Regions from separate parts of the Mus musculus genome. Here region 2 is linked to region 1. A link is a loop called in an ENCODE intact Hi-C map of the cell type or tissue named here. Cell type or tissue: heart. All regions are shown on one strand. Links, peaks and the distances in the headings refer to the core of each region. The heading gives the core; the rest is flanking DNA.

Region 1 (10,337 bases), core at 3,934-6,433:
TAGAGAGCTAGCAATGTGGCTCAGCAGTAGTACACTTGCCTAGCATGCACGAGGCCCTGGGTTTGATTCCCCAGCACCACTCAAAATCTGGGGAGAGAGGGGATTGGGTCCTTTGTCACTTTGTCATGTGGGACTTGGATGGTGAGGAATCCAAGGATCGTGGTGACCTGGGTGGGTGAGGTTCGTGCTATCTAAGGATTGGGCTCGGAAAGACTCGGCAAAGCTTAATGACAGGAAGGCTTCTGGGTGGAGATGTGTTCTCTCCAAAACAACAAGTCTGACCACAGAGAGGGATGGGGGCAATGTTCTTTGTGAATGGAAGGCTAGACGTATAGTGTTACATACCATAGGCCGGCAGGAGCAAGCGGCAGGCCCCAGACAGCCTGCCTTAACTGCTTGCTTTTCCCTCCCCTCAAAATGCCTTGATTATGTAACTTACTGAGGACAGTCAGTACCATGACTTCATCCCGAGAAGGTGGAACCCGTTCATGGTTCTCAGCGCCCGCCCAAAGGCATTGTGTATCTGAAAGCAAAGATGTGATGAGAAGCCTGGAGCACAGGGATGAGAGAGAAACTGGTCTGCCGCATCAAGTCATTCTTAGGAGGCTCTCCCTTCAGGTTGTAGGAGCAAGCTGAGTTTTGACAGCTCTGCATTTCAGCCACACTGCCCTCATCAGCAGCCCGCAGCATCACTGTGCCTGTCAGAGCCCATCCCTAGTAGTGCTTTGATGACCAGACAGCACTCTCTGAGGTCATTGCCACTTAGATTTATTTGGAGGGGACAGGGAGAGGATTAGCTAGTGTTTATTCTCAGAGCAGGGCTGACCTTTACATCATCTGAACCTAAGACATTCTATGGGCTGCAGTGTATATTATCCCAGATCTTAATTTGAAGCATAAATGTTAGACTAATTTCCTTTTGATATATGACAGTAGTAGAATTCAACATTAATATGATCAGTCAATAATTCAACTTCTATTTCAGATATCAAAGAAATCTTTCTGTCTCCAGTCAGAAGAAAACAGAAAGGGATTTAACATTTTGCTAATAACAGTCCCTTTTCTATTTATTTTTTTCCTTAATGAACCGGCCTTGTAACCGATTGATTTGGTCTTTGAAACCCACGGGAGTCGTGCGGAGCTCCCAGGATTCCCATGGAAAGACACAGAGTCTTCTCCACTTTAGCTACTGGCATTGATCTCTGCCTGCCTTATTAGGAGCAGAAAGTTTGAAAAGTTTCTACTCTGCTCCCCTTTTTCAGCGGCAAGATGCCTCCTCGTGCTGAACTGGCTGCTTTGGGAGAGAGGCCTTAAGTGGGATGGGGAGGGGGTGGGGGCGGGGACCAGGGCAGGGGCGGGGATGGAGTCTTCCCACTCCGTGAGGATGATTGAACAGCCTGGGTGATGAGTTTTAGAAAGAGTTTCATCTGTAGAATGATTATGGCCATGCTGAACACAAATGGCTTTGTCACCATTAGCAGGCAGATGGAGCATGTGTTTCGTATTATTAATTCGAGGCGGCCGTTAGGGCTGCTCCAGCAACTCGTAAGATTGCAGGGCCAGCCAGTGAGCATTTGCTCTAGTTCATGTCTGTAAGGGGCCCTGTTCAGATGATCCCTGGCCCGGACAACCACTCTGAAGGGGATGCTGTATGACACCATCCCTGCCCCAAATGAGTGCCTCACTTACAGGAAATAAGTTAAAAAGAAAGATGAGTCAGGGGACTTCAAAGCAATCCCGTTTCCTCAGAACTGAAATCACAAATACCCCAAACTCAAGAGTTCATGGACATTCCTGTGCAGCTGAAACCTTTGCCCAACTCCAAAAGGTCTCCCTGTACAGAAGGGACAAGGCCTGCCAGGAAGATGGAACAAAGGTGAATGAGAGAAGGAACAGGCTTGGGGCTGGGGCTGGGGCTCCGGCTGGGGCTCCAGCTGGGGCTCGGTTTGCAGAATGCTTGTCTCCCCTGCAGGGAACCCTGGCTTTGATCCTCAGCACAAACCAGGTGTGGTGGACACTCAGTAATCCAGCACTCAGGAGGTGGAGGCTGGAGGATCAATTTAAAGTCATCCTTAGCTACAGAGCAAGTCCAAGGCCAATATGGAATATGTGAGGCCATGTTGAAAGAGAGAGAAAGTGGGCTGCTTTAGAAGTGGAGGAAACAGGATTGCTCGAGACCAGGTTTCTCCGGCCAGTGGGTAAAGGTGGTTGCTGAATAAGCCTAATGACCTGAGTTCCGTCCCTGGAACCCAAGGTAGGAGAGAACCGACTGCCCAAACTGTTCCCCAACCCTCACATGTGTGTTCGTACTTACACTCATACACACAGAGCGATAATACACACTCAGATGGTGATGATGATGATGGTGATGGTGACGACAGTGGTGATGATAAATAAGAAAGGGGAAATGAGGAGAGGAAAGAGGAGAGCAGTTAGGAGGCACTGAGGGCAGGAGGATGGCAGGTTGGAAGGCGAATGACTGTAAGAAGGTCGGTAGCGAAGTCTCATCTTGCAGAAAAGTGTGAGGCAAGTGAACTCCCCAGTATATCCCCTAGTATATGTGGGCTTTTGTTTAGCAGACAGCCAAAGTCAAAACAAGACTGTGTGTCTTTTAAATGTCATTAGTTATTGATGAGCTCATAGAGGAGAGAAGTAAGGGGTTTTGTTTTGAAACTAGCTTTAGTGGATGCTTGTGTCTGAGAAAACCAAGTACCGCTCTAGTTTCTAAGCGCAGTTCAGGTCTGCCATCTTGAAGGAACACACGTGTAGATTGATCAAAATGATTGACCAAAGAGATTAATGGATATTGCAAAAACGTTCTGACCCAACCATTACAAAGTTAGGATTTAGGAATTTAAATCTTTTGTTGTTTCGAGACAGGGTCTCAGGTAGACCAGGTTAGCCTGGAGCTTGCTGTGTAACTGAGGCTGTGTAGCTGAGGGTGACCTTGAACGTGTTCTCATCCTCCTGTCTGCAAGTGCTAGGACCATTCTTAATCATCAGGTGTGCATCACCACACCAGCCCAAATAATACATTCTGAAGAAATAAACGGATCAGGGATGAGTTGTGTTCATCTCCCATCTCTGTCTTAAAAGGAGTTACACTGAAATCCCATCATGAGTTGCTGTTGTTGTTGTTGTTCCTTTTGAAATTTTTTTTAAAATTTTTTTAGTTACTTTTTTTTTAAGACAGGGTCTAGATGGGGCTGGAGAGATAACTTAGTCATTAAGAATACTTGTTGCATAGTAAAAACTATTCTCAACAATAAAAGAACCTCTGGTGGAATCACCATGACAGACAGGTAGATCAATGGAATAGAATTGAAGACCCAGAAATGAACCCATATACCTATGGTCACTTGATCCTTGACAAGGGAGCTAAACCCATCCGTGGAAAAAAGACAGCATTTTCAACAAATGGTGCTGGCACAACTGGTGGTTATTAGGTAGAAGAATGCGAATTGATCCATTTTTATCTCCTTGTACAAAGCTCAAGTCTAAGTGGATCAAGGAACTCCACATAAAATCAGAGACACTGAAACTTATAGAGGAGAAAGTGGAGAAAAGCCTCAAAGATATGGGCACAGGGGAAAAGTTCCTAAACAGAACAGCAATGGCTTGTGCTGTAAGATTGAGAATCGACAATTGGGACCTCATAAAATTACAAAGCTTCTGCAAGGCAAAAGACACCGTCAATAAGACAAAAAGACCACCAACAGATTGGGAAAGGATCTTTACCTATCCTAACTCATATAGGGGACTAATATCTAATATATATATATAAAGAACTCAAGAAGCTGGACTCCAGAAAATCAAATAACCCTATTAAAAATGGGGTACATAGCTAAACAAAGAATTCTCACGTGAGGAATACCAAATGGCTGAGAAGCACCTGAAAAAATGTTCAACATCCTTTATCATCAGGGAAATGCAAATCAAAACAACCCTGAGATTCCACCTCACACCAGTCAGAATAGCTAAGATCAAAAATTCGGGTGACAGCAGATGCTGGCAAGGATGTGGAGAAAGAGGAGCACTCCTCCATTGCTGGTTGGATTGCAAGCTTGTACAACCACTCTGGAAATCAGTCTGGCGGTTCCTCAGAAAATTGGACATAGTACTACCGGAAGATCCCGCAATACCTCTTTTTGTCATATACCCAGAAGATGTTCCAACTTGTAATAAGGACACATGCTCCACTATGTTCATAGCAGCCTTATTTATAGTAGCCAGAAGCTGGAAAGAACCCAGATGCCCCTCAACAGAGGAATGGATACAGAAAATGTGATATATTTACACAATGGAGTACTACTCAGCTATTAAAAACAATGAATTTATGAAATTCTTAGGCAAATGGATGGATCTGGAGGGTATCATCCTGAGTGAGGTAACCCAATCACAAAAGAACTCACATGATATGCACTCACTGATAAGTGGATATTAGCCCAGAATTTAGAATACTCAAGATACAATTTGCAAAACACATGAAACTCAAGAAGAAGGAAGACCAAAGTGTGGATACTTCGCTCATTCTTAGAAGGGGGAACAAAAATACCCATAGAAGGAGTTACAGAGACAAAGTTCAGAGCTGAGATGGAAGTAAGGACCATCCAGAGACTGCCCCACCTGGGGATGCATCCCATAAACAACCACCAAACCCAGACACTTGCATATGCCAGAAAGATTTAGCTGAAAAGACCCTGATATATCTATCTCTTTCGAGGCTATGCCAGTGCCTGGCAAATACAGAAGTGGATGCTCACAGTCATCTATTGGATGGAACACAGGGCCCCTAATGAAGGAACTAGAGAAAGTACCCAAGGAGCTAAAGGGGTCTGCAACCCTATAGGAGGAACAACAATATGAACTAACCAGTACCCCCCAGAGCTTGTGTCTCTAGTTGTATGTAGTTGTATGTCCCTAGTGGGCCATCAATGGGAGGAGAGGCCGTTGGCCTTGCGAAGATTATATGCCCCAGTTCAGGGGAATGCCAGGGCCAGGAAGCAGGAGTGGGTGGGTTGGAGAGCAGGGCGGGGGGAGGGTATAGGGAACTTTTGGAGAGGAAACTAGGAAAGGGGATAGCATTTGAAATGTAAATGAAGAAAATATCTAATAAAAAAATAACATTAAAAAAAGAAAAGGGGGGCTGGTGAGATGGCTCAGCGGTTAAGAACATCGACTGTTCTTCCAATGACCTGAGTTCAAATCCCAGCAACCACATGGTGGCTCACAACTATCCGTAACAAAATCTGATGCCCTCTTCTGGAGTGTCTAAGACAGCTACAGTGTACTTACATGAAAGAAAGAAAGAAAGAAAGAAAGAAAGAGAGAGAGAGAGAGAGAGAGAGAAAGAAAGAAAGAAAAGGATACTTGTTGCTCTAACAGAGGACCAAGGGATCAAGCGCCCTCTTCTGGCTTCCCCAAGCATTGCACTCACATGCACAGACACAGAATTAAAAAAAAAAAAAAAAAAAAATATATATATATATATATATATATATATATTTTGGAGACAGAGTTTTTCTGTGTAGACTTGGCTGTCCTGGAACTCACTCTGTAGACCAGGCTGGACTTGAACTCAAAAATCTGTCTCTGCCTCCCAAGTGCTGAGATTAAAGGTGTGTGCCACCACCGCCAGGTGTAAAAATAAATCTTAAAAAAAAATGGATGAGACTACTTAAATAAATGGTGGTATATCATAATAAGATTTATAACATGGTTAAAATGCAGTTCTGTATACTTGTGGAGACTGATTTTTTTGTAGTGTATTGCTTATAATGTTCTTACATGAATCACATGTATTTATGTAATTACATGTGATTCATGTAAAAACACATATTTGCACTTGCATTTAACAAAGTCTGGGAACATAGTCCTACAGTACCAACAGTGACTGGATCTGGAGAAGAGAGTTTGAAGGGCTTCATTTTTCCGTCTGTATTTTCCAAATCCGTTTCGTACCATGAATATGTATAACTTGCCTAATATAAAAAACTGGGAGGAGGGAACTTTTGCGCTCAGAGAGCATTCACTTAAGCTCCATTTCTACAGAGAAGGGCCCAAGTTAAGAGTGAGTTTATAGAGCCTTTCCCAAAATTGAAGGAATAAAACCCAAAATATCCCAAATATCAGGGCTAAGGCTGGGGCTTAGTTGGTAGAGTGCTTGCCTAACCTGCACAGAGTCCCAGGTTCGATTCCCAGCAGTGCATGAATATAGTGAGGTATGCATACCTGGAATCTCAGCACTCGGGAGGTGGAGGCAGGAGGATCAAGGAGTTCAAAGTTACCCTGAGTTATTGAGAATTGGAGATAAGTATGGGGTATGTGAGAAATCCACCCTGTCTCAAAAAAACAAAAACAAACAAACAAAAAAAAAACCACAAAAAACAAAAAACAAAAAAAAACCCACTAAATAACAAATAAGGATTGATTGATTGATTGATTGATTGCCTCGAGCACCTGGTCTGAGACCTTCTTTCCCACTTAGGATTGGCCTGCGTGGTCTAGAAGTGACAGATGCTCTTCTACAGGCCGTTTTTTTTTTTGGTGTAGGCAGTTCTCATGAGGGCTAGCTTTCCTCTAGACTAGATCCACTGCTGCTCTGTTGTGACAGGAAACATTCATGGCCATCCTCAGCCAGCTTTGGGTGAGGTGGGGGAAGCCAAGTTACTGATTTCAAAGACAGCTCACTACCCAAGGTACAAGTCACTGGACAGTTTCTTGGTCTGGGTCCTGAGGTCAGCTGACTGAAAAGCCTTCCCTAGTCTCAGACATTCTCCAAGACAGTCTGTGGACCGAAGCAGGGTTGACAGTGGCGGGGACCCAGGCTGCCTGCTTGGCTCTGGCAGGGTGGTGTGAGTTTTGTTCCCTGGTCTCTGCCTCTCCCCAGTCTCCTCCTCCTATCTGCTCCGAGGCTGCTGTGACCTCTAGATGAAGCTTTGGGCTTGGGCTTTCCGCTCTCGTTCTCTGTGTTGCTTCCAGCTGGTCCTCTCCCTGGGGCAGGATGGGTGTGGGAGGAAGACGGGACAGCTGGGGTTCTCAGTGGGTGGGTTCTTGGCCTGAAGCCCTGTGGATCTTCTCTGCCTCACCAGCACACCAGTTCCATTCCCACCTCCAGAGATCTTGGTTGGGACTTAAGATCCAGTTCTGACTGGAATCTGGAGCCAGTTTGCAAATCCCTGGTAACTACCAGTCACGGAAGCTGGATGAATATCATCTTTGCTCTCCACTGGGAGACCCGGGCCGCTCACTAACTGTATCAGCTAAAATTTCAGACTGAGAGTTGGGGGTAGAGGCAGGATTAACCACCCAACACAAGGAGTGCTCCAGATGGAGCACTGTAGCGGGGCACACTAGCAGAGGTGACCAACGCGGAGCACCCTTAGACACTTTATGTGTGATAATTTCCTGAAGGTCTGGATTCCTTGTTCTGTTTGCAGAAATCAAAACAGGCAACCAGCTGCAACTCAAGAGTTCTTTAAAAAGCAACAAAAAGTTGGGCTGTCAAGATTGCTCAGTAGGCAGAGAGAGGTCTTGTCCCTTAAGTCCCCAGAAGCTGCCCACATAAACCAGGAGGTGGCACATCTGTGACCCCAGTGCTCCCATGGTGAGAAAGGAGGTAGAGACAGAAAATCCCCAAAGCTTGAGGGTAGCCAGCCTGGCATTCACAGTGGAAAACAACAAGATACCCTGCCTCAACCCTGTGGAAGACAAGGACTGATAGTAAGGTTGTCTTCTGACCTGCACATGTGTATGCTGTGACACGTTCTCTCTCTCTCTCTCTCTCTCTCTCTCTCTCTCTCTCTCTCTCTCTCTCTCTCTCTCTTTCTCTCACACACACACACACACACACACACACACACGTCATAAACACCTATAAGATATATAAGAAAAACAACCATTGTCATAGAGTACTCAAGAAAGACAGGCTGCCCTCTGGCTCAGCCGTTTAAAAACGTACATTCTAATTAGTAGTCATTCACACTGTTATGGCGCTAGCCATCCCTAACCCTTTTCCTATTGTAAAGCTGAAACCCAGCACCCATGAAACAGCTTCATCCCTCCTTCTGCAGGTCCTGGAGAACAATGCTCTGCTTTGTGTCTTTACAAATCTGAGCTCTCTAGGAGCGTCATAGAGTGGAAGCATTGTGGGGGGCCATGTAGCTTAGTGGTATGGTAGAATCCTTACCTGGCATGTGCAAGGAAAACTCTGTGCTTGGTTCCCAGTAATGGGAAGGAGTATATGCTTGTGTGGACGTGTCTGTGTGTCTGTGTGTGTGTGTACATGTGTGTTTGTGTGTATGTTTCGGTGTGTCTCTCTATGTGATGTACATGTGAGGATCAGATGGCAGCCTTGAGTGCTGTTCCCCATGTGCTGTCTGCCTTGTTTTGAAACAAGGTCCTCTGTTGCAGGATATTTGATCACACTGTGAACCCAGATATGTTATTTACTGGAAAAGAATGTTTATAGTGGGGTGCCTCAAAGAGGCAGAGAAAGATGACCTTATTCCTCATAGACTATGTCCCACCATAACCTAGCAGACTTCTTCCCTCAGGGAGATCTTCAAGGAAGAGGGGACAGATAGATCAAATGAGTCGGTAATCCATACAGTGGCTGACCTCAAGCAAACAGTGTTTTCCAGACACAACATGGCAGTTGCACATATAGCCAACATACCTGCACAAACATGTACATACCTGTGCAAGCTCAAGCCAGACAACAATGGCTACATGGAGGGAGGAAGGTAGGCAGGAAGCCACACCACTAGGTGAGGGGCTATGGGTAGCTGATAGCTGCTGGGAGAGGCTAGAATGGGTTCTCTTTAATGATGTAACTCTTGGCAGGTCAGCCACATGCCAGAACAGGCCACACACCCAGGACCAGTTTGGTCAGTATAAACTGGACTTGATGGAGGAGTGGGGGTGGGGGTATGGGGAAGAAAGCGCAAAGTTGGGAGGGCTGAGAGGGAAGGGTGTGGACAGTGAATGGAAGAGGAAATGGGGGAGGGGAGAGAGACTGTACATCTTAAATGACTAAGGAAATGGGGGGGGATAAAGTATATGGTATAAAACGCTCAAAGAATTAATAAAAATAGTACTTAAAGAAGAAAAACATTCTGCAAGCTACCCACATGTGAATGTGCGGCATCGTAGGAGTACAGACAATTACATACAACAGTAATAGAATTAAGTTAACATTTGTTTATACTACATATAAACTATATAATTTATACTATATGCACACATACCTTTCCCTGTGATGATGGCGGACATGCTGGACAGCAGTAAACACGAACCTTAGAGGCATGTCTGCCGGTGTTTGCCTGCACACTGCTGTCTCACCTACAGCAACATCAGAAGGATGTAGCTGAATTCAGCTTGGCAGGCCACTGAGATGGCTGGTGAGGCATTTGTAGCCCAAGTCTAAAGACCCTTGAGGAAAGATGAGACTGACTCCCCAAAGTTGTCTTCTAACCTCTACATTTATGCTGTGGCATGCATCATGTGGCCGTGAATGTTTACAAATTCAAACATATATCACACATCCTCACACAGGTTCACACAAAAGATTCAGATAAGCATCAAGGAACAGTGAGACTCACTTTTAAGTGACCCAGGACAGGTGCCATCTTGGTCCAGACTACTTCTATCAAATTCAGATGCCACGAACACAAAGCAATGGACTTGGCAGAGTCATTTTCCTGGGGGATTCTGTCCACTTCTGGAAGCAGGATAATAGTAGTTCTAATGAAGTCTAGATGTTTCTGTGAGGAGATGTAGTCTCTCTCTTTCCCAGTTCCCCATGTTTCTCTGAATGAGGCCTGGGGTCCATTCTGTCCTCATTTCCCATGAGGGTGGACACCTCATCTCACTAATTCCCTGGGGAGTGGGGCAACTCTGCCTTTTGTAAGCTAAACCCTGACTTCTCTGATCCCACAGCAACCACATACATGACTTTGGGAAAGAAAGATCCTTGGCTAGTTTTCCAGGCTAGATCAGAAAGTTGGTAAATTCTGTGGATCCCAGCTGACTCATGCTAACTTTCCATCTCTCAATCCAACAAAATGCCCAGTCTGTCTTCTGAGAGTTAGGCTGGTGGGATTTTAAGAGTTAAAGGAAAAAATTCTTAGCTCTTGTCCCATCACCAAAACTGTCTAATTACAGATGATCAGAATCAGAGACCTTGCAACATTGTTACAAATGGCAGGGGTGCTGCTGCTGGACTGTGTTCCATTGCTACAAGGATGGATACCTTAGGTGGCCATATTTGATACCACATAATCCAGACTGGGCTGTTTTGACCAGATGGCCAAGCAGGAGGCTTGCTTGCCTGTGGC
Region 2 (10,337 bases), core at 4,165-6,664, 50 kb after region 1:
TTTACTTTGTTGGTTGTTTTGTTTTGTTTTGTTTTGTTTTGTTTTGAGACAGGGTTTCACTGTATAGCTCTGGTTATCCTGCAACTCACTCTGTATACCAGGCTGACCTCCAACTCACAGAGATCCACATGCCTCTGCCTCCTGGAATAAAGGTGTGTGCCATCTCTGCCCAGCCAATCTTGATCTTGATACTTCTTACCTGATCTCTCATCTTCACTGGAAAGTTAATTTGCATTAAATCCCAGATATAATAATAATAATAATAATTTTATGTATTATGCATAAAGACTTTAAAATTTTACCATTTATTTAGGTATAGTTTTCTTTTTCTTTTTTTTTTTAAAGATTTATCTATTTATTTTATGTCTGTGAGTACACTGTTGCTCTCCTCAGACATGAGAAGAAGGCATAAGATGGGAAGGCAGAAGAAGGCATCTGTAAGGGGAACTACAGATGGTTGTGAGCCACCATGTGGTTGCTGGGAATTGAACTCAGGACCTCTGAAATAGCAATCAGTGCTCATAACCGCTGAGCCATCTCTCCAGCCCTAGGTATAGTTTTTCAATATTTAAAATTTACATTTCAGGGTACCACAAAAGTGATTAATTTTATTATAGAAGGATTTTTTATTTAAAAAAAATTACATAAGAAAAAAAATCAATTCCTTAACATTTTCCAGCCTTTTGTTTTCCAAATTTTGATCATTTAGTAATTACTTTCCAGCATGTTGGAATCAATATTTAAGATGACAACAACAGAAACCTTGCTGGGATTGGTGGCTCCCTGCTCATGTTCTTTTGTATCTTTGCAATGTTTTTTGATTTTTTTGTTTGTTTGTTTGTTTGTTTTTGAGAGATCTGTAGAGTTTCTAACAGTCTGGATTCTGCTAATTGGACAGTGGTGGTGTGGTTGAACTTACTCATCGGGCCCCTGCATTTCCAAAGCTTGCTGGTTAGGGGTGGGGTCAGCATAGCTTGTCTCTGAAGGGAGGTGGGAAGCCTTACTACTCCTTGCCTCTCTTCTTGTGATTCGAGGAGCCACTGATGGTCATTATTTAGATAGCTGGTCTACTGGGGCACTGAACCATCACTAGTTAGCTGAAACTGTGTATACGTTCACCCAGAGCTGGAGGGAGAGCTCCCAGCATTGTGCTTCTTTTTTGAGACAGGGTCTCTCACCGAGGCCTGGGATTTACTGACTCACAGGGGCGGGCTGGCCAGTGAGCCCCAGCCATCCTCCTGTCTCCACTTCACACTGGGATCACAAGAACTAGTTGCCACACCTGGACTTTTGCAGTGGTGCTGGGGATTGAACTTGGGTCCTCATGCTTGCTCAGGAGGCACTTTTCCAACTAAGCCATCTCCCTGGTTCCCTAGGTTATCATCATCGTCGTCATCATCATCATCAATCCATTATTAATCCTTGGGTTTACATGTAGTTGACCTATTTCAGTCCATTACTATCTCTGACTTTAATTTTTCTGCCTTTGGCCAGCCAAAGCCTGACTGATAACTTCTATAGCTGATAGAAGCCCACACTTGTCGGGCTTCGGCAAGTCAGATGACCCAGGCTCATCCCATGTCTCTGGTCTTACTATGTTCAGATCTAGAGTCAGCCCCTTCTCTCAATGGCATTGATCTTGAGATACCACAGCCCAAGTGCTGTAGCCACTGAATATCATTTGCCCACTTTTAAAATTCAGTCAACTAGTGGCACAACGGCCACAACTAGTGGCAGCACCAGCTTCCATGACAGCCACCTCAGCTGTCTCCCCTCTGCTTTCACCATGCTGTCTTCTATTTCTTTGAACACCCTCCCCCCAGACTCAGTCACAGCAATCATATGGCCCTTCACTCCACGTCTGGGTGCTCCACTTTGCCACGTGCCTCAAGCATCTTTCTGCATTGTGGAGCCTTTGTGTAAGCTTGCCCCTTCCTCATCATCCTGTCACAGTCCACCCAAGACAAGGGGTGGTCCTTTCTTACAGTCTCCTCTCTCTTGGTTTTTTGAGCGCAGATGGCTCTCCCAGGCATTCTTAACCCATTAGATTGTCTCTGGCAAGCCTCTCTGTCTCTCCTAGTGGTCACCCATTACTAGGCACACACTGTTGAGAGGTGGTGAAAAGGTAAATGAGCAGGTACTGAGTGCTGGGGGAGGTAGGCTCTGCTGTGCTAAGCATTTTATATGTGTTATGTCATGGTAGCTCGTTACCAAGCTGTGAGCTAAGCGATAGGATTCCCAGTTTGGAAAGGGAGTAAGTCAAAAGGCTGTGCTCAGATTCATCCAGGGACTAAAGGCCAGACTAACTCAGTCTACCTTATCATGGGAACATGTGTCCTGGGCTAGACTTCTACTTGGCTGGATTCCCTGTAGGTCTCTCTCTCCCTCTTACCACCCCCTTGTGTGTGTGTGTGTGTGTGTATGTGTGTAAATACATGTACATGGAGAGGCCAGGGGTCAACCTTGGATGTGTTCCTCAATCGCTCCTCACTTTGCTTTTTTTTTTTTTGGTTTTTCGAGACAGGGTTTCTCTGTATAGCCCTGCTGGCTGTCCTGGAACTCATTTTGTAGACCAGGCTGGCCTTGAACTCAGAAATCTACCTGCCTCTGCCTCCCAAGTGCTGGGATTAAAGTCGTGTGCCACCACCGCCTGGCCCACTTTGCTTTTTTATTTGCAAAGGTTCCTGGATTTCCAAGAACTCATGATTCAGCTAAGTTGGCTGGCCATCCAGCAAGCCCCAGGGATCCACCTGTCTACACCTCTCTAGCATTGGGGTTACAAGTACAAGCCACCGTGCAAGCTTTTTCTGAGAATGCTGGAGATCAAGCTCAGATCTTCATCCTTGCTTGGCTAGAAATTTACCAATAGAGTTGTGTCCCCAGCCTCTGGAGAACCTTTCCGAGTTACCCTTCAAACTTGCAAAAACTGTTTTTACTTATCAAGGGGCTGGGCACTGTTTTCAGGTCTAAGCCCACATATTGCATGTTCTGGCTTATGTGATCTTGGATTCACTCTATGATGACACACATGGTTGTGCCAGCTTCTAGCCTGTTCTGTGTCATCTCCCAGCCCCTACTGAATTCCTGAAGCCACTGAAGTGCCTTGTCCTCTGAGATGCTCTAATTCCCACCTCCACGTGAGCAGGCAGGGGCAGTTTCTCCTTCATTCTCTTCACTGCAGATGTAGCTGTGCCTGTATGAGTTACTCTTCGGTGCTATGACAAAAGCATCTTAAGGAAGGAATGAAGGAAGGAAGGGAGGGAGGGAGGGAGGGAGGAAGGAAGGGAGGGAGGGAGGGAGGGAGGAAGGAAGGAAGGGAGGGAGGGTTATGCTGATTCAGCATGAGCTATGGCCCTTCATAGCACGGAGGGTAGCTGGCCTCATTGCATCCATCCAGAAAGCACTGAGAGAATGCTGTAGTTTCTCTTTTTCATTCATCCTTGCACCCCAATCCATAAGATTGTACCTCTGCAGTTAGGGTAAATCCTCTTAGTTAAGCCTTTCTGGAAATACGCTCGTAGACACAACCAGAGTATGTTTCCACAGTGATTATATATCTAGTCAAGATTGACCATCTCTGTGATGCAGGAACATTTCTCACCACAGATGCTCAATGTGTGTTAGAACAGATGCATAATGTGTGGTACCAGCCATCCCACACCCGCTCACACAGGTTCAACATAAGTGTCTTTGAAATGGTCTTTGTAATGCAATATCCTATGGCCATTGCTGCTCTGCACGTCTTTGTATGCGCTCATTTCTGTCTCTAAGTTAAATCCTGCCCTGTGCTTGGAAGATGCTACTGGAATGAGGGTCCCGGTGCATTGCCTTGCACGGAGTTGAGACTCCCTAATTATCCATTGAATTGAATCAAATGGGAGGTTGTACAGAAGGCAGGCTCAGGCGAGGTGCGCAGCCCGCAATCAGCAGAACGGCAGACAGTTAAAGCAGTTCGACTCACCACAATTTCTTTTAATAGATTTTTCTGTACAGATTTGCTGTCAACATGGGTTTGCTGGTCTCGGAAAAAAAAAAAAAAAAAAAAAAAAAAAAAAAGATACATAACCAGGGAACTGTGATGGCTCTCGTGGTGCAGAGACTGGCAGTCGGTGCCATTTCTAGTGCCATACTCCATGAATTTCCAGGTCTGGGCAGGACTTTATCTAGCACTAAGAGGGTCTAAAATGATAAGCGCAATGGCCTCATACCAGATTTCCTGAACTCCCCCATTCTGGACAGGCATATGTCACCAACTCTGCTCTTCCATGAATGCTTTGTTCCTTTATCCCTTCCAGTCCCCTCCGGAAGTCCAGACCTTCGAGGGATTAATCCTGGTGTAAAAAGTCGAGCTGTTTATTTGGCTGCAGGTCTCTGCAGAGCAGCCCGGCGGCCCGCGTTGCCATCCTGTTCACTCATTCAGCAAATGCGTGTTAAGCATTCATTGTGTGACGGATGCTGGCAGATGCTGGTGGATGACCCCTGGGCCCTTTGGAATCATGGGGGATACAGGTGTTCTTCAGATATGCACACAGGTGTGTAATTGCACACTGCTGGGTGAGATGGACAGAAAAACAGACCTCTGGGGACAAAAAAGATCTGATGCCACCTTTATTGTGAAGCCCATTCCTTTTCCCCATCTGGACCTTTCTGGACATGCTTGGAGTTCTTCCAGAGCAGCCACTAGCACCCTAGACTTGGGGTGCACACGGCTGTGCACTTCCAGGCCAAGGGCTCGTTCTCTCTTAGAGAAAGGTACATCATATCAGTGCACAGCCATTGAAGATAGGAGAAAAGAATGAGCAGATGTTCAGTGCCTCCTGTCCTAGCTTAATTTCTGTCCCTGTGATTAAAAACAAACAAACACAAGCCTGACAAAAACAATTTAGGGGAGAAAGGGTTTCTTTTCTCTTCTCTTCTTTTCTTTTCTTTTCTTTTCATTTCAGAATTGCAGGTCTGCTGTAGAGTACTCAAGGCAGCAGGAGCTTGAAGCAGCTATCATCATACCCATAGTCTAGAACAAAACGAAATAAATGCACCTATGTTAGCTCACTTGCTTGTGTTCAGCTATAGATTTCCACTCTTACACAGTTCAAGATTCCTTGCCTAAGGAATGGTGCTGCCCACAGTAGTCTGAGTCTTCCCCCTAATAGTTAACTTAAGCCATTCTCACACAGACATGCCCACAGGTCAACCCAATGAGGGTGGGGGGGCGATCCCTCATTGAGACTCTTCCTAAGTGAATCTGTTTGGGTCAGATTGACAGTTAAAGGTAATAATCATATACACATTGGTGTTCCATCCGACAGCTGATAGCCCTGCAGTTGTAACAATGGGCTGAACTAGCCCTGAACTTCAACTCTGTTCCCCAGAGGATTGTAAAGGGGAAACTGCTATTTGGGAAACAGCCAGCACAGGGCCTGGCCTCTCTCTCCACCCTCAGCAGCTTCCTCAAGAGGCTGCAAGGCTCTGATGAGACCAGGCTGCCTACTCAATTTAACTTGGCATTCTCGGATCAGCCTGAGTAAGGTCAGGACAGCCTTAGATGCTCCCGTGTGGTCATGTCATGGAGCCAGATCTCAGAAATGGCTTAGGCCTACTGTCAAAACATAAAGGACAGGGTTCAGCTTCAGGTCTAGTCTGTTCCTTACTGCTCTGTTACTTGAGAAAAAATATGTACCCTACTCAAATTTCTTCCTAAAAATATATTCTTTATCTCCCACCAATTTTTTTGGAGATTGTCTTGGGAGATGAGAAGTCTTGAGCCCCTCCATGGGTACAATAGAAGTTTGCACCTCCAACCTCAGAGATACCCACAGTTGCCTCCATGTTGGCTCACCTGTAGGAAGCAGTGTAGGTCTTGGTGTAATTAAATCTCTTCACTTTTTTGCCAGGGTCTAGTTCCTGGAGTCCCATAGCCTATGCCTGACAAAGTGAAGACAGCTGGGGTTGGGGGCTGGGCTGATGGGAAATCTCTAAGAGGTGTTTTCTACAAGGCCCCTGACTATTAATACCAACAGCTTCTGTGGGACTCATCTCCTGCAATCTGATGAGGACAAACTGCCACATATGAGGGAGGGTTATCACCTCTTATGGTCCTCGGTCCAACATCTGACCCCCACCCCCTTTCACATCAGGGTCTCATGTGGCCCAGGCTGACCTCACACTCAGTCTGTAATCAAGGCAATGCCTGAGTCTCATGCTCCTGATTGCTGGGGTTACAGGTCTGTACCCAGTCCTGACTAATACAGGGTTAGGGGTCAAGCACAGGTCTCATGTGTGTTAGGCAAGCATGTGTCAACTCTGCTCCTCCAAATCTGGAAACTCCCTAAATGTCTAGCAGCTACAGCTCCCTTAAATGTGTGTGTGTGTGTAAGTCAAAAGACAACTTGCTGGAGTTGGTTCTCTCCTTCCATTCTGTGAGTCCTGGGGATTGAACTCATGTCATCAGGCTTGGCAGCAAGCACCTTTACCTGCTGAGCTATTTCACCAGCCCTGGGTAGACTTTAAAGGCAAGGTAGTTGTGTGGTATAAAGAAGCAACAGGCCATTGCATGGAACAAGCAATCCCACTGATGTGTTGTTCCCCTGGCCCCTCCTTGCCTTGTCCTATTTAAATTGAACTCCTGCAGCTCATTTAAGACCTCAGCAAATGTTGCCATTCACATTTTTGACTGCCTGGAACCCACCAGTAGTTGTGTTCTGCCCTCTCCTTCTAAGCTTGTCAGCAATTGGAGGGCAGCTGTACCACGTGCTGGGCGGAACAATAAAATCATGCCCTGGGTCATTGCTTGGCTACCTTCCAACTCTGCAGCAGCTACAAAGCCAACCAAATTAAAAACTGCTGGAAAAGTTAAGACGGAAGACTATGGATCCTTCCACCCCTTCCTGTCACAGTGCCAGTCTCCCCCTATGGCTTTTTTTTTCAGGGTGAGTGTGTGTGTGTTCCCAAAACCTGATGGGAGACCTTTGTGACTAAATAGTTATATAGAGTATAGGAGCATGTGATTCTACTCTGGCACCAAGGTCACCAAGGATTGGTTCCTGCCTCGTCTATGAGAGTTGTGAAAACAAGTAACATTTTTTGTTTTTGTTGAAAATAATAGAGCTTCCCTTGTTTGAGGGGCTGGGTGGGCAGGACCGGGGCTTTGCATTTTCCTTTGGCAATCTCCCAAAGAGGGAGGTGAACCCGTATGTTGGAAGGAAAGGCAAGGGGAGAAGAGAATCTCCCTGATCCATAGGAAAAGCCACTGTAGACAGTATGGTCTTTTCAGAGATACCCAGATCCTGATACCCTGGAGATCTTTGAACAAGTGCTTTATGTGAAAAGGGGGGGATTAAAGATTATGGTTTGGATTTGAGTGGGAAGTCCATACTGGATTACCCAGGTAGACCTAGTGGAAGCACAAGGTAATTGAAGAAGGGTCAGAGGGATGCAACTGGAAAATCCACCCCCTCCCTCCTCCCAGTCCTGGCTTTGGAGATGGCGTGATAGAACCAAAAGACAAGGAGTGTAGGCAAAGGGGTGAGAACACAGTTTGCTTAGAACCCCACAGAGGCATGCAGGCACACTGATGTCTCCACTTTAACCCAGTAAGACCCACATTGGTCTTCTAACCTATAGCTCTTGCTGTAAGCTGCCAAGTTTCCAGTTGTTTGCTTATGCTGCAACAGAAAACTAGTCCAGAAACTCTGGACACAAAACCCCTATCCGGGGCCTTGAGCCCTGATAAGAGTAAGAGATCCACCCGTGAGACCCACCCACCCACCCCTTTCCTAGAGAGTGAAGGTAGTCCCTTAAGCATCCTTAAGCAAAGAGGAAGCTCTTTATGTTCCCTGCAGCCATTCTATTGGTTGCTTTCCTCTCTTGTTATCATGACAAAATACCTGGCAAGCACCTTGAGGAAGGAAGTATTTGGCTCACAGTTGAAGATGCAGTCCATCCATGGCAGGGAAGGCTCCTAGGTGGCTTGAATGTGAGAGATGCAGGGAGCAGAGGTGAAGGCTGGAGCTCAGCTTCCCATTTTCCCTTCTCCTTTTTATTCAGTCTGGGCCCTGCAGCACAGGTTGGTGCTGTCAACATTAGGGTGGATCTTCCTTTCACAGTTAAACCTGTCTGGAAACACCCAGGAACTGTGTCTCCATGGTGATTTTAAATCCAGTCAAGTTGACAGTGAGGTTGGGCCATGACATCACAGCCCTGGACTGTGGGCTTTCTGCCTAGCTTCTTGGGATCATAATGAGTATTGCCCTTGTTGTGGGATTTTTGTGATGATCTTGGTGTATTGTCTTCTGTTCAGATGCCTCTAGAAAACAAGTCACCATGATCTTCCCGGATAAGGGAGGAAACCTATGTGTCCCATATAATTATGGATTTCTTCCTTTCTATCTTTAGCCCATGGGCAGGGTATATTTTTCTACAACAGTAGTGTCTTAGGGTTTCTATTGCTTTGATGAAACACCATGCCCAAAGCAACTTGGAAAGGAAAGGGTTTATTTGGTTCACACATTGTTCATCATGGAAGGAAGTTAGGACAGGAACTCAGACAGCGAGGAACCCAGAGACAGGAGCTGATGCAGAGGCCACAGAGGCCTGCTGCTTACTAGCTTGCTCATCATGGCTTGCTCAGCCTGCTTTCTTATAGAACCCAAGACCACCAGCCCAGGGATAGCACCACCCGTAATTGGCTGGGTCTTCCCATATCACTAAGAAAACACCGTACAGCGGGATCTTATGGAGACATTTTCTCATTTGAGATTCCTTCCTTTCGGATGACTTTGCTTCTGTCAAGTTGACATAAAACTAGCCAGCACAACTAGTACATTCATATTAGCTTTTTAAAATATTCTTTTGGCATAGTTTTAGAGTCACAGAACATTTGTAGACATGAACACTTTCCTCCTATCCCACCCCCAGTCCCCGCACTTCCATCTTGCATTGTTAAATAAGGCATGCTTGTGAGAACTGTAGTTCAGCATTGTAGTGGTTTGGTTCTGGCTGCTTTAGTATTTGCTTTTTTATGTTTATTGACTGCGGTTCAGGAGTGACTGTGGCAGACATGTAGAGGTCAGAGGTCAACTTTCATGCGTCAGCTCCCTCCTTCTGCTGTGTAGGTTCCAGTCAGCAAATGCCATCACCCGCTGAGCCTTCTTGCTAGCCTTGCTTTGTGGTTTTTGAAAACAGGACCTCGTGTTCTCTAGCTGACTTTAAACTCATTGTGAGGCCAAGGCTGGCCTTGAACTTCTGATCCTCTTACCTCCACTTCCCAAGCCCTGGGATCACAGGTGTGGGGCACTGTGGCCAGTTCCATCTTCTCTTAGCTGTTAATCTTGCAGACTTGCGATATGGTAACCTTGACAGTTCTGAGAAGAACTGGCCAAGTATTTGAGGGATTTGTTGTTGTTGTTAATACTGTTGTGTTTGTTTTTGTTTCGTTTTTTAAATATGTATGAGTGTTTTGCTGGCATGTATGTTTGTGCACAATATCCATATCTGATATCAATGATGGCCAGGAAAGTGTGTCAGATCCCCTGGAACTAGAGTTAGTGTGGGCTTGAGACTTGAACCCAAGTCCTTTAGAAGAGCAGCCAGTGTTCTTAAATGATACATTTCTCCAGCCCCTGGCCAAGTGTTTTTTAGGTTCTTCTTCTACTGGGGTATATAGCTGACCTCTTTCTCCTCATTAGGCTTTGGGATGTGGCTTCTGAGAAGAAAAGGCAAAGTCGCATTTTGACCTTATCATACCAATAGTGTTCAATATCAGCATGCCACATGGCTGTTAATGTTGACTTAGTCATATGTTTAAGGTAGCACGTTAGGATGCTTCCAGCATGAAGCCAGGCCTTGTGCCTCCTTTCCATGTATGTAATACTGTATGTAATAATACATAATAATACATGTATTCTAATACTGTAGAATGAGAAAGTTGCTGGCACAACCCACAACTAAGGGTGGGAAATTGTGCCCAGTTTAAACTGCAAAGATCTACTAAGTTATCTCATTTTTTTTTTGAGACAAGGTCAATCTATGCATGTGGTTCTCAACCTGTGTAAGTCATAAGCCTCTTTGGGGATCAAGTGACCCTATCACAGGGTTCACCCAAGACTGTTGGAAAACACAGATTTTACATTATGATTCATAATAATAGCAAATTACAGTTATGAAGTAGCAGCAAAAGTAATTTTATGGTTGGGGGTCGCCACAACATGAGGAGCTGTATTAAAGGGTCATAGCATTAGGAAGGTTGAGAACCAATGCTCTATGTGATCCTGGCTGTTCTGGAACTCACCATGTAGACCAGGCTGGCCTCAAACCAACAAAGATCCGCCTGCCTCTGCCTC

What was found. Hi-C counts contacts between places; a loop is a spot of excess contacts. Peaks named below come from ENCODE experiments on the same cell type or tissue, not always from the same donor. Only the 100,000 strongest peaks of a DNase experiment are listed, where the experiment ranks them.
Region 2: it touches region 1 in a loop (2.5-fold over the local background); 3 of 42 quality-filtered maps call a loop at or near these places.

The regions. Positions count from the first base shown.
Region 1 is chr7:112,472,388-112,482,724 of GRCm38, forward strand. All of the region lies in intron 1 of Parva (parvin, alpha), which reads left to right. Among named protein-coding and RNA genes, the nearest start is that of Gm45998, 26 kb to the left of the region's middle. In heart, for the core only: a CTCF peak has its summit at 5,405 (motif pointing left); no DNase peak of the experiment used is centred there.
Region 2 is chr7:112,522,042-112,532,378 of GRCm38, forward strand. The region is part of intron 1 of Parva (parvin, alpha); the gene reads left to right. It overlaps Parvaos (parvin, alpha, opposite strand), which reads right to left. Exons shown (of 5, transcript NR_154467.1): 4 at 7,884-8,051; 5 at 4,931-5,011. Among named protein-coding and RNA genes, the nearest start is that of Parvaos, 8.5 kb to the right of the region's middle. In heart, for the core only: no CTCF peak of the experiment used is centred there; a DNase peak (open chromatin) is centred at 5,410.